Linked DNA regions of Homo sapiens: region 1 is linked to region 2. Evidence: chromatin loops called from intact Hi-C (ENCODE). Cell type or tissue: endothelial cell of umbilical vein. All regions are shown on one strand.

Region 1 (8,000 bases), 65 kb after region 2:
TGGAGCCCCCACACAGAGTCCCCACTGAGGCACTGTCTAGTGGAGCTATGAGAAGAGGGCCATCGTCCTCCAGACCCCAGAATGGTAGATCCACCAACAGCTTGCACCGTGCACCTGGAAAAGCCACAGACAATGCCGGCCTGTGAAAGCAGCTGGGAGGGAGGCTATACCCTGCAAAGCAACAGGGGTGGGGCTGCCCCAGGCCATGGGAGTCCACCTGTTACATCAGCATGACCTGGATGTGAGATATGGAATCAAAGGATATTATTTCAGAGCTTTAAGATTTTACTGCCCTGCTGGATTTCAGACTTGCATGGGGCCTGTAGACCCTTTGTTTTGGCCAATTTCTCCCATTTGGAATGGGTATATTTACCAGAATGCCTGCACCCCCATTGTATCTAGAAAGTAACGAATTTGCTTTTGATTTTACAGGCTCATAGGCAGAAGGGACCTGCCTTGTCTCAGATTAGACTTGGGATGGTGGACTTTTGAGTTGATGCTGAAATGAGTTAAGATTTTGGTGGACTGTTGGGAAGGCATGATTGCTTTTGAAATGTGAGGGCATAGATTTGGAGGGGCCAGGGACGGAATAATATGGTTTGGCTTTTGGCTTTGTGTCCCCACCCAAATCTCACCTTGAATTGTGTTCATCCCCATGAGTCATGGAAGGGACTCAGTGGGAGGTAATTGAATTATGGGGGTGGGTTGTAATTGTCTTAAATCATATTTTTTCAGTCTCTATGTTGTTATTTTTACAAAATTTGTTTCGAGAAAAGTGATTTGACATTGGAAAAAAATTCTTTTTATCTGACCTTGTATCACCTGTTTCTAGTGTCTCCTTCATATGCTGGCAGAGAAAAGATCAGCAGTAAAAACAACAGATGTTAGGATCCATTTACTTGATAATGATTTCTCAGTAATTCTGTGGGCTTGATTGGGGCTATTAGTCAAGAGCTTCCAGATAGTTTTAGATTTAAAAAATTAAAGGTCTAGTTCATTCAATGCCAATTTTACATTTTTAATTTACATCTATGAAGGAATAGTAGGTTCTTTTGTCTTTTTAAAATTACAAGCTGGATATCACCTAGGTAGCACATCAGACACAGGATTCCTACCATTCCAATAATGGGCTGTCACTCTAACCTTTGAGTTTGAAAGGGCAAAAACAAGTTCTGGTATATTCCTTTTTAAGCCATTCTTCTTTTATCCTTCACATTTGGCTTGCTTGAGAAAGATCGTATTCCTTAGATTTTTTGCTTGAAATATCAAGGAATACAATAACTAGGCATTGAAAGAAACATCCATAACAATTCAAATATATGATTGCACCACAGAATCTAGCTTTACTAGTGTTTTAAAAATACACACAAAATTTTTTTCTTAAAGAAAAAATTCTGTATTTTCCTGAAATATTTTAAAAAATATATTAAAATGAAACACAACCAAACAAGAGGTTCATTTGTTCTGTGCTCCAAGAACTACCCAATACTAACTGTCATCCTTGTCACAACTGAATTTGTAATTAATTTGAGGTAACAAAGGAGTGCAGAAAGTCTGATAAAAGTATAGTAAATAATTTGCAAGTGAAAAATCAATACTTGAAAGAAAAAAGTCTTTATGCTTATGCCATTAAAAGAAACACTGTAAACACAGTCAGATTCAGTTACAAAAATATCCATTAATAAAATGACCAGCTATAAAAATGAATATATTTAATTTTAAAAGAACAATGGATAAAATATCTTTCAAATTAAGAAAGTGGCATAGTTAATATAATGTATTTATAGAATTGTGCAATAAAATATGTTGAACAATTCCATTGGTACCAAGAAATTTGGGACAGAGATTTCATAAAATGTGTATAGATTTAAGATTTTGTAACAAACAGTTAAATGCATATTTTATTCAATAGGTAATAAAACAATATGTCAACTGATTTACAATAAAGTTTTAATTTTTTTCAATCATTTATGCACCAAATAACGATATGGGGTATTAGGAGAAGAGATCATTGTATTCAAATTGAGTTTTGCAAAGCAAAATTAAACTCTAAAATCAGTTGATAATTGCTTTGTCTGGATTTTGTGGACTTATTTGAGTAATGATTTCCCCACGTTTTTCTGATTTTCCCCCTTTCTAACATTACTTCATTGTATAGTTTTTAAAATAAACTACAATGTTTGATAGTTTTTCTTTAAACAAAGGCAGTATGTTGTTTGATATTTTCTTAATGATTAAAAACAAATTAGCTAACCAGGCATATGGATTTTTATTAACTAGTATAGAAAGATTAACAAAATAAAGATTCCCCTGCCCTGTTTCCCATTGCTGATGCCTTTGTAAATCAAACATTTAAAATTTATATTGATTATTTTAGTTTTCCTTTTTATTTCCGTTTCTCTACATAATGTAACTACACTACTATTTCATTTTTTCTTTTTTTAAAGACTCTAAAGGAAATATCAATAGCATACATATTAAATGAGATCATACACAAGATAAAATTGCAAAGAACAACACAGTGAAAAGTAATGTCAGTGAAAAGGAAATGCCTTATCCTTTAGTAGAGTGTTAAATCCACGGTTCCACTTCCTGCTGGCAAGTATTTTTACCAAGGTTTTGGGTAATCATCCAAACAGATTTTTGTCACTCATCCACAGATATGCATGTGCACACATACATACACACACATACACACAGTGTGCAAATGAAAGCATTTTCTTTCCCCTTTTACACTTGCATATTTACCTTAACAATAAATATATCTGTTTCTTATTAAAGGTTGCAGAATATTGTTTGAGCCATAATGGATTTAATTAGTTCCCCTTTAGTGAATATTCCTATTTTTCTTGCTTTTCTTTTACAAATTATGCTGCAACAAACAGCACTGTACACCTTCCTTTCTACAGGTGAGAATTGTTGACTGGTATAAATAAAATGGAAGATTTGCTGCATCACATAAATGTGCATTTCAATTTAATAGATATGGCAAGTGACCATCAAAGTGAAATTAGTTTTACTTCCCACCATTTATGTATAAAAATACATATTTCCCCACAGAATGCTCTCAAACTTTTTGAGTTCAACAACCCAAATGATGAAATAGTGGATGTAATTGTTACTTTAATGGGCATATGGTATGTAATTGAAACTGACCTAATTGTCCCATAGAACTGATGTTTATGGTTGCTTTTGAGTAAACATAGAAATTGACCCTCCCGGTCTTAAAACTTGAGAAAATTTGTCTTATCAGAATTTCTTTCTCAGAAAAATAAATATCAGGCCTCCCAGATTGTATCAAGGGACTGAAACTTACCAGATCATTGCATCTGGACAATGAGACATCAGACACCTCACCCATCATGAATGCCTAAGTGACCACCTGCTTCCTGTTGACCAGTTTCTCTTCTGTAGTCCTCCCTGATTCCTGTTTTCCTGCATGTAGTTACATGTTTTCCCTGCTATATAAACCCGTGATTTTAGTTGGTCATGGAGGTGGATTTAAGATTGATCTCTTTTTCTCCTCAGCTGCAGCACCCAGTTAAAGTCTTCTTCCCTAGCAATACTCACATCTCAGTGATTGGCTTTCTTTACAATGAGCAACAGGATCTAGATCAACTAAGCAAGCACAACTTGTCCATCCGACAGAAACCCAATCCTGGCAAAAATGTAAAAGTGGAGCCAGGACAAGAGCTAGATCTTATATATCAACCACTGAATTTTGTATTTCTGTGTTTGTTTCTGACTCATGGCTAACATTTTATAATTGAAGCTACAAGCTCTCTATTTGTGTCTGTATGTGTGTTTATGTACTATGTATATATATGTAATAGTTTCCTGCCTCCACACAGTATTACCAAATTAGATTATAAAAATCCCTTCAAATACTGCTGTTTTGATTGGTTTAGAGCTTACTCCAGTAAAACTTCATTTCAACAATAATTATGCTCTTAGTGTATCAGCTTGAAGATAGTCTTAAAGATCTTTTGGTACTTTAAAACCTTATGCTTATGCTAAAATTAAGTATTCAAGGAATGAAGGATGTCTTGTTACAGAATAAGTAATTTTATTGTAAATAAAATCACTGGTTTTTACAGAATGAAACAGGAAAATCTGAATGGAAAAGAAAAATGGAATAGAACAAAGTGGAAGGGAAAAGTAGCACAATGTTCGTGGAAAATGAATTGTATTTGTTGTGGTCAAAGATAACTATGATTATATGGGTTTATTTTTAAGATTAAAAAAAGACTTAGTGTCAAATATGATATGGTCCAAAATTAGAATTTGGTTTACTCTCTGTTAAAATAACAGAATTTACTTGGACTATTAGTCTGTTCTTAATGAGAGGTTATGAAAAAAATAGATTTCTTCTTTACCTTCAGAATAATCTGTCTAGAAATTAAAGATCTTTTATTATCAGAATTATTTCCCCTGCTTTATGTTGACTTTACTATGCCCTTGATTATTTAGGAGAACAGAGTCTTGTCAATTTTAAAAGCTAATAAGGTTTTATAAAGTCATATTACCTCCTATATTTACTTCTGAAATTTTGTATAGTCATTTGATTAAATAAGAAGCCAAATATTGTTTTTCAGCAACCCATGATTTTATTTGATCAACTGTTGAAATCTCCTGACAACTTTTGATATTTTGTCTTCCAGAAATCAAATCCTAAATAATATCTTCCTGATCTCAAGCTTTGAGATTTCCTGGGGGATTCCTGGAAAATTACAAAGGCTCTTTCATCTTGTTAAAAGAGAGGGGCTAGAATAATATATCAAATTATTGAAATGTTATGAGTTACATAGGAAGTATTGTCAAATCAGAAGAAATGCCTGACCTTTCCTAGTTTAAATTTGTATGAATAAAATGTTACTAATATAAATATTTGACAAATTGTATGAAGTTATTTGAGATTTGTCAATGTTCATGCTGTCTATGATATATCGTGCTATAGTTTTGCCTGATATAAGACAACAGTGTAGTGTTATTGGTCAACTTCACTTTTTTTTTATGTTGTATGCCACAGAAGCAACCAAATTTCCATGTCAATTGGAATATTTTTGTTGAACTCATTATATCATTAACCATGGCTATTTTCTCTTTGCCATTCACAGGTAGTTTTGTTTCACTCTAATGCTTCCCTTAACGTGCTTAGCCAGAGTACTTTGGTTATAAACCGGAGTACTTTGTCTTCAACAAGAAGGGACTGTCTCAGAGACCCAGGAAAAGGTCTATGCCAGGCAGTATGGGGCACAGACTTCTGAGGAATTGTTAAGATAATATTGACAACATACCATGGACTGAGTCAAGCTATCCAGTAATCTAGTGAAGAAGCTGATGAGTTCATGAGACTGCCGGTTCAAACTCAGCATGATTTTATCGTCTTTCAAGAAGGAGAGAATGTAAATAAATTAGCTAACTTTGGAATCTTGCATTCTCATTTGTTTAGTAGTTATTTAAATTCATTAAATTGCTTCATATAAGTAACCATTATTCTTGACGGTAAAATTAAGTTTTTCTGTGCCTGGCTTATTTCACTTAGCATAATGTCTTCCTTGGTCATCCATGTTATTACAAATGGTAAGATGTTTTTCTTTTGCGAGACTGATCTTATTTTCTCAAGATGACTGACTGGAAACATCAGATGCCAGTTCTCAGAAAGATCAAAGTTACAACTGAATGGTCATGATGTGAACAGAAAGCTAAAGGAAGAGAGCCGGGACTGTTGCAGAGCCCACAGGAAAAAGCTGGGACACAGAAAAGGAAGGTAGCAAGAGTCTGGCAGAGATTGACCTCCGAGGAATTTGAAGTCCCACAGAGGGAGTAAGTGTGCTGTTTCTTTGCTCCACTCATTCCTGTGACAAACTGCTGACTGACAAATTATTGGGGAGCACCTCTGCCCTCATTAACCCCTGCAATGCTGTCAGTGGCAATTTGGGAACTTCCTGGGAATAGAGCCCCAGGTGGCCTTCTTATACAGATGTGCTTGCATTCCTCTCAGGTCCAAACTGAGATGGCAGAAACCATACTGGTTGTGCCCCTATTGTGGGCCACTGTCCTGCTCAGGGAACCTCATCCTTTGTGTCACTGCATCGCCAGATTCCCTGCAAATGTACCCAAGAACCTGCTCTGACTTGGCAACCACGGGGACTGGTGGAACCATGAGGAATTGCAGAATCCCTGGAGATGTAACCTTCCACACAGGCCACCCTTAAGGGAGTGGGGAGCATAGCCCACAAAAGCACCCCTTGTGACAAAGGAAACATGGGTCCAGTGCGGATCTCTGAAGGAGGCAGCACCAATGACCAGGAATAGATGTGTGTGTGTGGAGGGGGGTGGGTGGGGGGGTGTCATCTCCCATTCCCCTTGTCCACTGTTCCAGATGCAGCAGAGGCTTTCTCCACTGCAGACTGTCACGAATGCACTTGAAGACAGCCTTTCCAGTGCTATTCACAGAAACTGCACCCCCGTTGAAAGTGAGCTTGTACCCCACTGGCATGCATGATGGGCAGGGCCCAATCTCCCCCTCCGTACATAGAGGAGCAGCATCGCAGCAACAGAAGGCAGTCAAGCCATGAAGCCTGGTCTGGACTGGAAGAAGAAGCATTGTCCTGGGGTCATTTCAGTCCTGGGGTCATTTCAAAATATTCTTCTGCCAGAATATTTTCTCTGACCTCAGTAACACTGTGGCCAGAGTCAAAGGACACTGTCTATATGAACTGAAGGTCATGAGCTCTGTGACAGGGGCACAACAGGGAAGCAAATCACATTCCTCCCTGCCCAGGACTAGAGACAGATGTAACCCCCCAACTTCTTCCCCCAAGACCTCAGTACATCCCAACACAACTCTCCCTGCCTGCCCCCATCAGGATGGGTTGCCTCCACTTATCAAAGGGCTACCAAATGTTACTCTTAAGCGCCACCTACTGGAATGGAGACTGCTGCATCACTGAATAAAAATCCCTGCTGTCCGAAGAGCACAGGGTTAGTGCATGAGATAAGCTTCCTGAGACCGCTGCATTCCCAGTCACGCAGGGCATAGTGTATTGGCTCATATGCCCAACACATTGCTAAGGCAAGCAGCATTTGAGAAAACCACCACACATGATTCCATATCTTTGTTACTGTGAATGTGCTGCAATGAACATGGGAATGCAGATAACGCATCAAAACACTGGTTTCACTTCTTTTGGATATATACCCAGCAATGAGGTTGCTGGATCATATTTTTAATTTTCTGGGGAACCTCCATGCTGTTTTTTTATAACGACTTTACCCATTTACATTCCCACCAATAGTGAACAAGTGTTTTCTTTTCTCCACGTCTCCACCAACACTTATTATCTTTTGCTTTTTTGATAAAATACACTCTAATACGTATGAGGTGATATCTCATTGCGGTTTTAATTTACATTTCCCTGATGGTTAGTGATGTTGAGAATTTTTTCATATCTGCATTGGCCATTTGTATGTCTTCTTTTAAGAAATATCTAAGTCTTTTGTCCATTTTTAATTCTGTTATTTATTTTCTTGCTATTGATTTGTTTAAGTTCCTTATAGATTTTGGATATTAACCCCTACCAGATGTAGCAAACTGAATTCAATGGCACATTAAAAGGATGGTTCACTATGATCAGGTGGGATTCAAGAATGGATCACCATATGCAAATCAATAAATGTGATACACCCCATTAACAGAATGAAGAACAAAAACCATATGATCATCTCAATAGATGTAGAAATGCATTTGACAAAATTCAACATTTTTTATGATAAAAACTCTCAACAAATTAGTTATAGAAGCAATGTACCTCAACACCATAAAGGTCGTGTATCACAAGCCCACATAACATAATATGCAATGGTGAAAAGTTAAAGCTTTTCCTCTAAGATCAGGCACAGTATAAGCATGCCCAATCTTGCCGTTTCTATTCAACATAATAATGGAAATCCTAGCCAAAGTGATTAGGAAAGAGAAACAATAAAAAACATCCAAC
Region 2 (8,000 bases):
AGTTTTTAGCTATTATGAACAATTCTGCTATGAACATTCAAGTACGAGTTTTTGTGTAGACATATGATTTCATTTATTTTGGGTATATACCTAGGAGTGGAATTGCTGGGTCATATGGTAACTCTATATTTAACTTTTTGAGGAATTGCCAGAGGGTTTTCCACAACAGCTGCATCATTTTACATTCCCACCAGCAGTATGTGAGGGTCCAATTTATCCATGTTCTCACCAAAGCGTGTTATTATATTTCTTTTTGATTATAGCTATCCTGGCAGGTGTGAAGTGGCATTTTATTTTGGTTTTCATTTGCCTTTCCCCGATGGTCAATGATTTTGAGTATTTTATTATGTTCTTATTGGCCATTTATTTATCTTCTTTAAAAAATGTCTATTTAAATATTTTGATCATTTTAAACTAGTTCATTTGTTCTGTTTTGTTTATAATTATTGGATTATAAGAGTTCATGTATGTTGAAGCCAGTTCCCTATCAAGTATATGATTAGCATTTTGTCCCATATTGTGGTTGTCACTTCACTTTCTCTATGATGCACTTTCAGGCACAAACATTTTAATTTTGATGACATCCACTTTATGTGTTTGTTATCTTTTGTCATTTATGCTTTTGGTGTCATATATAAGAAACCATTTCCTAATTCAAGGTCACCAATGTTCAATTCTATGTTTTCTTCTAAGAGTTCTATAGTTTCACATTTTATATTTAGGTCTATCATCCATTTTATATTTGAGTATGGATGTCTAATTCTCTCAGGACCATTAGTTGAAAAAAGGTATTCTTTCCACTGTTGTTAATTTATCATGGCACCCTTATCAAATATCAATTGACTATAATATAAGGGTGCGTTGGTGGACTCTACATTTTATTCCAATAATCTATATGTACTTATTTCTCTTTTGCTTCAGCTGTGGAGCCTAGTCACCAATCCCCTACCCGCCTCGAAAAATAAGAAGATGCAAATTCAACATATGTAACCATAACACTATACCATGTTGGTACACTCATGAATTGAGATGCATGCCAAGCCATGGCCCAAAGGGAGATTCAAAAGCCAAGTGAGGCTTAATTCCACTTCAATAATAAGCGTTGCCTAGGCCAGGTGAGGTGATTTACACCTGTAATCCTAACACTTCAGGAGGCCAAGGCAAGAGGATCACTTGAGACCAAGAGTTAGGCATGGTAGCATGCACCTATAGTCCCAGTTACTCTGGAGGCTGAGGTGAGAAGTTCTTTTGAGCCCAGGAGTTCTAGGCTGCAGTGAGCCACGAGTGCACCACTGCTTTCCAGCCTGTGCCACCGTGAGAGATCCTGCCTCAAAAAAAAAAAAATAATAATAATAAAATAAAAAAAGCCTAGATCATAATGTTCCTAGGCAGAGGATGAATCATCTGTGGAAAATCTGAATTAATCACATTGGCCTATGTTTTTTAAACTGGCCAAGCAAAATATAAGAGTGGCTTAGCCTGAGTTACTTCTCTTAGCAACCAGCTTCCTCTTTGTAGTTCAGTGAGGCTAACCCCTGGCCAAAGTTTTTCTACCTTTAATCTCAATTTTCATGACTAGGAGAATAAAATATATTCAGTCCTGAAAACCTGATTTCAACCTCAAATTGAACTAAACCACCACTTCCCAAATTATGCCATTTATCTATAAACAAATTGAGCCTGGCAGCTCAACCACAATGTGAGGCTCTACACAGAGAATTCCTGCATTGAAGCAATTTAGCAGACTTCATCGCTGACAATAAAGTGCTTTTGTCAAAATCAAGTCTTTAATTTCATCATTGCAGATAAATTGCTTAAGCTGCAATCCAATAGTAAAAGCTACAAATTGAAACTCATTTAAAAAGAATGTAACCAATTAGTTGAACAAATGGACATTAGATTTTGGTGAGAGAATACCTAAGGTCAATGCAAGAGTGGGACATTACAATACTGGATAAAAGAAAAAAAACTAGAAGCGTGCAAAAAAAGGAAGGCTAAGGTTGAAAAAAATTATGTGATTTTTAAAATATTTAGCAATATGTGCACAAAATATTTATACAATGACGTTTACAAGCTATTTTTGCACCACACATTTGTATACATGCACAGTGTATCAGGGACATAAATGATCCTTGCCAGTATAGCTCACCCAATTTAAGAATCATTTTTGAAGAAAGCCAGTATTTTAACAAAGGAGTTACATTTTCGAAGTTTGTTATGATCATGGGATAGCTCTGTTCATGTCTAGGTGTTTGTACTGCCTATATGTGTAAATTTACCTAGTAGCAGCTAACCTCAATTTCTTTCAAAATTCCTAATGACCTGATGGCCCAAACCACACTATGAACAATGATTTATTTGTATAATTTAATCAGTTATCTATGACTTCAAATAGGGAAATTACACAATCTTCGGCCCAAATAAGAAGCTATCTATTTGCTTATCACAGAAAAATTTTATTGAGAAGTAACATACAGATAATATCTGCTAATAGGCTCAATATCAAGTCCTGCATAAATCAGACATTGCTTGGCAATTAAGTTTATAAATGCAGATGCTCCTTGACTTATGATGGGGTTACATCTTGATAAAGCCATCATAAATTGAAAATATCGTAAATTGAAAATGCATTTAACACACCTAACTTGCTGAATATTATAGCTTAGTCTAGCCTACCTTAAATATGCTCAGAACATTTACATTAGCCTACAGTTGGGCAAAATCATCTAACACAATGCCTATTTTACAATATAAAGTGTTGAATATCTCCAGTAATTTATTGAATATTATACAGAAAGTGAAAAACAGAACGGTTTTATGGGTACTCGAAGTGCAGTTTCTACGAAATGTGTATCACTTTCACATCATCATAAAGTCAAAAAATTATGTGGAGACATCATAAGTCAGAGACCTTCTGTACTCACTTGCAAGCTATATAAGTATAGCCTAATTCTCTCAAAGTTCTCCAGGCCATATATATAAATAAAGGAAATATTAATATGATTGATTACATTTTATTCTTCCTCTTACTTGCCTATGCTGGTTACTCAAGCCACTCAAAGTCTTACCCAGTGTTGGGGTCCAAAGTGGTGTCTCATATGGCTCATGTTCTGCTCTGGACTACTTTCTTGATGATGATTACAATAGAAGACACTTGGAGGTAGCAAGACACCACTGCCAAGACTGATATGGTGAAAAAGACACAGTTGATATCCTCACAGGCATACAAACTTGTTGAATCCAAACATTGTTTTGTTTTCTTTATCAGGAAGAGTGTCTCTTTTCCCCCACTACTTCATCACATAGGTACTAGGTATAGTGATCATACAGTTTATTGTCAAAGCTGTGGTAAATGGGAGTGCTAAACAATTGGGACATCAGGTCAATAGAATAATGCGCGACTGTGCAGGGCAAAATAGGACATATGATCATCCTCCTGCTAGATCTCTGCTGCATGGGCTCCCATTTCTTACAGGGTCCCTGGTCGAAAAAGCACCTGTACGTTCTGCCTAGATTTTAGTCTCAATTGGCTTATATAGGAGTTGATGTATCCCAGGATAATAAAACAATGACAGAGAGGTCACCATTGGCTTTTCCAATGTGCTCCACCTCAAGTTCCCCCATAAAAAGTGAAGCACTTTTTTCCTTGTTCTCATTTAGGCTGGAATTCTCATTTCACAAATTGTCTCCTGGTGATGTGCAGTCCACCACCTTTGTAGACCTGTCTGGGCACAGCTCAATTTCCATTTAGAATTAAGAGTAGTCCCCTCCTATATTAATACACATTTGGATTAAAATGAGCTTAGGCATAAAAATCTCATATTCATGCATTTACAAATAAGTACATTCAAACCTATATACATACATACTATATATATATATATATATATATATATATATATATATTCCCTTTTATCTATAGACCCAAAAGAGGGAATCAGTGAATCAGTGAACAGAGGAAGGCAAGGAAGAAAAAGACACTAAAAATACTAAAAGTGAGGGACAGAAAATAAAAGCATTCTCAAAAATCATCAATGCTGAACCCAGCACTTCAGAATTATTGAATAGAGGAGAAATTTTATAAAAGTAGTTTTAAAGAAATATGTCAACTCAGAAACCTGGAGCCACTTATTAGTTTTTGGAGTGAAAACTTTTGAATCAAAAATAGGCAAGTAAACATTATCTTGTATTCCTTTCAGCACACTGATGATATTTTGTAGTGTGATGGATTGAAGTTGTTTCAGATATTCTACAATTTCAGTGATTTTCACCCACTGAGACTCTATTCAGATAAAGGGATCAATCTAAATTCTGATGGTTAAGAATTGTTTGTGCCACTTTTCAATCACATTTCAAGAAATCAACTGAATATACCAAATAATTCCAAAGCACTTTTGTCCTATCTCAACCCTTTGGATGTGGGTTTCAATGGGACCAAATTTTAAATTTTAATCCTTTTTTTTTTTTTAGCACAAAGTAGAAAGAAAGTTATTAATAGAAATTGTAAGACAAAAATCAGAGAATTGTCATATCATATCTTGGATTTTAAAAGTGTTTGAAACAGCTGTAAAGAAGCATTTTCACATTTTTTTAATTTGTTAAGGATTATATAATCTAATGTATTCCAGCTTCTTTTGTTTATTTTTTATATATTATCAGGAAGATCTGAATAAAATAAAGATTCTTCTTAATCCTACCTAATAGTGATTATGCCTTATACTACATACTTTCAACACTCTGGTTCTAATCAGTCCATTGTTTTGAGAACAGGAAGAGGAATTGGAATGTTTTAAAATGAATGGGTTTTATAAAGCCTTGTGGGAGGTGGTTTGAAAGATTCTAGAAACAACCTCACCCATCCTACTTGCCCTCTGTCAATGGAACATTTCCACTCCTCCCACTAAGTGGCAGTGTATACTTGCTATGTCTTTGAATCTGGGCTGTCCCTATGACTTTCTTTATGAGAAGAACGTGATAGAAGGGACACTAAGCAAACTCTGAGGCTTGGCTTTAAGAGACCTTGAAGCTTCAATTTTCACCCTCTTAGGTTTTGAATAGCCATGGCTATACTGCTGAAGAGGAAAGTGAGCTAGAGGTCTTGGTTACATGCCCCAATTGCCAGACGTAAGTGAAGCAATTTTAATTGTCCAGCCCCATTTTAGTCTCTGGATAATTGCTACCACATGAATGATCTCAGGCCAATATACAAGAACTAACCAAGTGAGCCCTACCAAACTATAGAAGTGTAATTAATGAATCCTTGACAATATGGGGGAATTATTTGTGATGTAGGAATAGAAAATAGATAAAAGCCTCAAATCCCACTATAATCTCCTTCTCTGTGATTATAACAAAAAACATATTCCTTTCCTCTCAAAAACTGAATTTCCATCTTGGCCCATTCTTTCCTGCATTTATCCTTTGTCAATTATCCCTTCTTTTTCACGTATATCATGTGTTTTCTACTATTACCTTTATATTAGTTTCTTCCTATTCACATTTAAATATATTTTATTCTGTTTTATCTTAAAATATAGTTTTCAGCTCTATCATCACCTCTAATTATTAGCACCTTTTCTCTTCCCTTTACAACCAAACAATTTAAAAGACAGCTACACTCAGTGATTTTGCTTTCACTTCATTTTTTCAACTCAGTGAAATCTAACTTCTGGAATGCAACAGAAAATGATATTACCAATCATCTTGCTACCCTTAAATCCAGTATAAATTTATTAGTTTTTTTCTGACTGAAATTCCCTGTTTCCCTCAATATAATGAGACATTCACTTGTCCTTTAAACACTCCCTTGACTTTATAACACTTGATCTTCCTGGTTTTACTCTAACAACTCTATCACATTCTTCTTGGTGTTCTTTGATAATTCCTTCTATTCTGCTCATCCCTTAAACTGTGGTTTCCTTTAGACCAGTGGTCAGCAAACATGGGCTGCAGGCCAAATCCAGACCTCTGCCTTTTTTTGGAACTAAAGTTTTATTAGAACATAGCCATAACTGATCATTCACATACTGCCTATGGTTGCTTTCATGCCACAATACTTGGGTTGAGTAGTTGTGACAGAGACCATATAGTCTGCAAACCCTATAATATTTTCTATCTGACCCTTTACAGAAAAAGTTTGTTGATCCATGACTTAGAGATCTAATATGAGTTTTATTCTGTTTTCACTATAAAACTTCCGTAAATGAGCTCACCAACCACACACGATGAAATTATCATCTATGTAGCTGATAACTCCCAAACATCCTGTCTCTAATTCAGACAATACATTCAAATCCTGTATTGGATATTCTCCCTTCATTTATCCATTCCATTATCCACTACTTTACTCTGATTTGTGACTAAAGAAGCTAGCCTCTAATGGACTGGATTCTCTTGCCCTTTTCTTTTAATTGGGTTACTTCAAGTGAAAATTCTAGTTTAAAATGGAAGGGCAAAAGGAAAGAAAGGGGTCAGGGTATGTATTCCACTGACTCTCTTCCTGACAAAACACAACTTGACTGTGTTTTTTTCTTTTACTGAAGGCAGTGTCTTTTTTCCTGTGATGCTCTTCTATAGCTATATGTCTTCTCAAATCCTGGTTACTGCTCATTCGCCTTTCTACCTTAGGCCTAAGTAAAGGCTTCCATCTGTTACTAGCATCAAGTGCTTCATCAATCTTTTGGTTTTCCTTAAGCACTACCTATATTTTATAGCAGTCCTACAATAAAATCTTCTTAATTATTCATTAAGGAGGTGCTTCCTATTTTCTTCCAGGATTCTAACATAGATCAGTTGCCTACTGGAAATATAAACATAGATATCTTATGGTAAATTCAACATAACATATTCTAAACTAAAGTCATCTTCACTGCCCCAAAATAATGTGGGGATGAGAGCTCTTTTTTCTATACTTCGAATTCTAAGAGATGGAATCAACTTCCACCAACTTACCAATGCCACAAACCTGTGTGTTTGTCTTGACATTTTTACCAATCTCTTACAGCCCAACAATAATGAAGTTTTATTGTTCTTATTAAATTCATGTCAAGGCCACTGATATCACATACCTAAGCACTGTGAAACACTTGATCACTATCCCTGCCTCCAGTTTTCCTCCCAACATTCTACTTTTTACAATGTAACCAGACTCAGCTTTCTAAATTGAAAATCTGACCACATTAACCCCTTTCTTAAAACTTTAAAACTATATATCTAAAATCAAGGCCAAATCCTTTAACATGGCATAGTTGGTCCTCCAGGCTATTAACCCGCTTACCTCTCTATCGTCATCCCTTTCCACTTTGTACATTGTATACCATGCTCTGAACCATACTCAATCTTTTACAGTACTTTGAAGGTGCCATATTTTATCTTCCTTCTGTGCCATTATATGTGCTATTCTTTACACCTGGAATAATTTTTCTCTCAACTTCATTTGGATAATTTCTAGTTATCTTTCAGATCCCACCTTAGATTTGACTACTCCCAGGAAGTCTTCCTTTGCATGCTCAGACTGAATTTATCACGCCTGCTGTGTTCTGCATCAGTGCTACTTCAATTGTAGCAGTAATTGCATTATTTTATAAGGTATTTTGTGATCTTCTGCTAGACTATCAACCAAGAAAGAGTAGAAACCTCATCTTTCTTATTCACCATTATATCAAAAAATGCATCAAATGCCCCTTCTTACCATAGTTCCATAAACAAAACATAATTAATTAAATTAATTTGATGATAAAGTGATTTACAATTTTAAATTATAAGTGACAATTCTAGATTAGATCCAATTTCATGGCAAATATTCCATGGCATATAATGCATCCATAACATTTGCAAAGGCCCTGCTCTCAATGTTGTTGGTAGAATACAGTTTTCTCAGGCAGGGCTTTGTGATCCTAAGTATTGACATAGTGGTCATAAAGGCAGGATACATAGGAAATGTTTTGGTAACTTGCAGGTACCACAAGAAAAGGTAAATTACAACATTTGGAATAAACTGC

Evidence for each region. A loop is a pair of places that touch in the nucleus more often than their neighbours do. Peaks named below come from ENCODE experiments on the same cell type or tissue, not always from the same donor. Only the 100,000 strongest peaks of a DNase experiment are listed, where the experiment ranks them.
Region 1: a loop joins it to region 2, with 11 times the contacts of the local background. A loop is called at or near these places in 5 of 110 quality-filtered maps.

What each region holds. Positions count from the first base shown.
Region 1 is chrX:26,911,867-26,919,866 of GRCh38, forward strand. No RefSeq gene overlaps it. Among named protein-coding and RNA genes, the nearest start is that of PPP4R3C, 550 kb to the right of the region's middle. In endothelial cell of umbilical vein, CTCF peaks have their summits at 6,945 (motif pointing left) and 7,146; DNase peaks (open chromatin) are centred at 2,575 and 3,405; H3K27ac peaks cover 3,786 bases.
Region 2 is chrX:26,847,280-26,855,279 of GRCh38, forward strand. No RefSeq gene overlaps it. Among named protein-coding and RNA genes, the nearest start is that of PPP4R3C, 610 kb to the right of the region's middle. In endothelial cell of umbilical vein, a CTCF peak has its summit at 4,911; DNase peaks (open chromatin) are centred at 1,422 and 4,902; H3K27ac peaks cover 892 bases.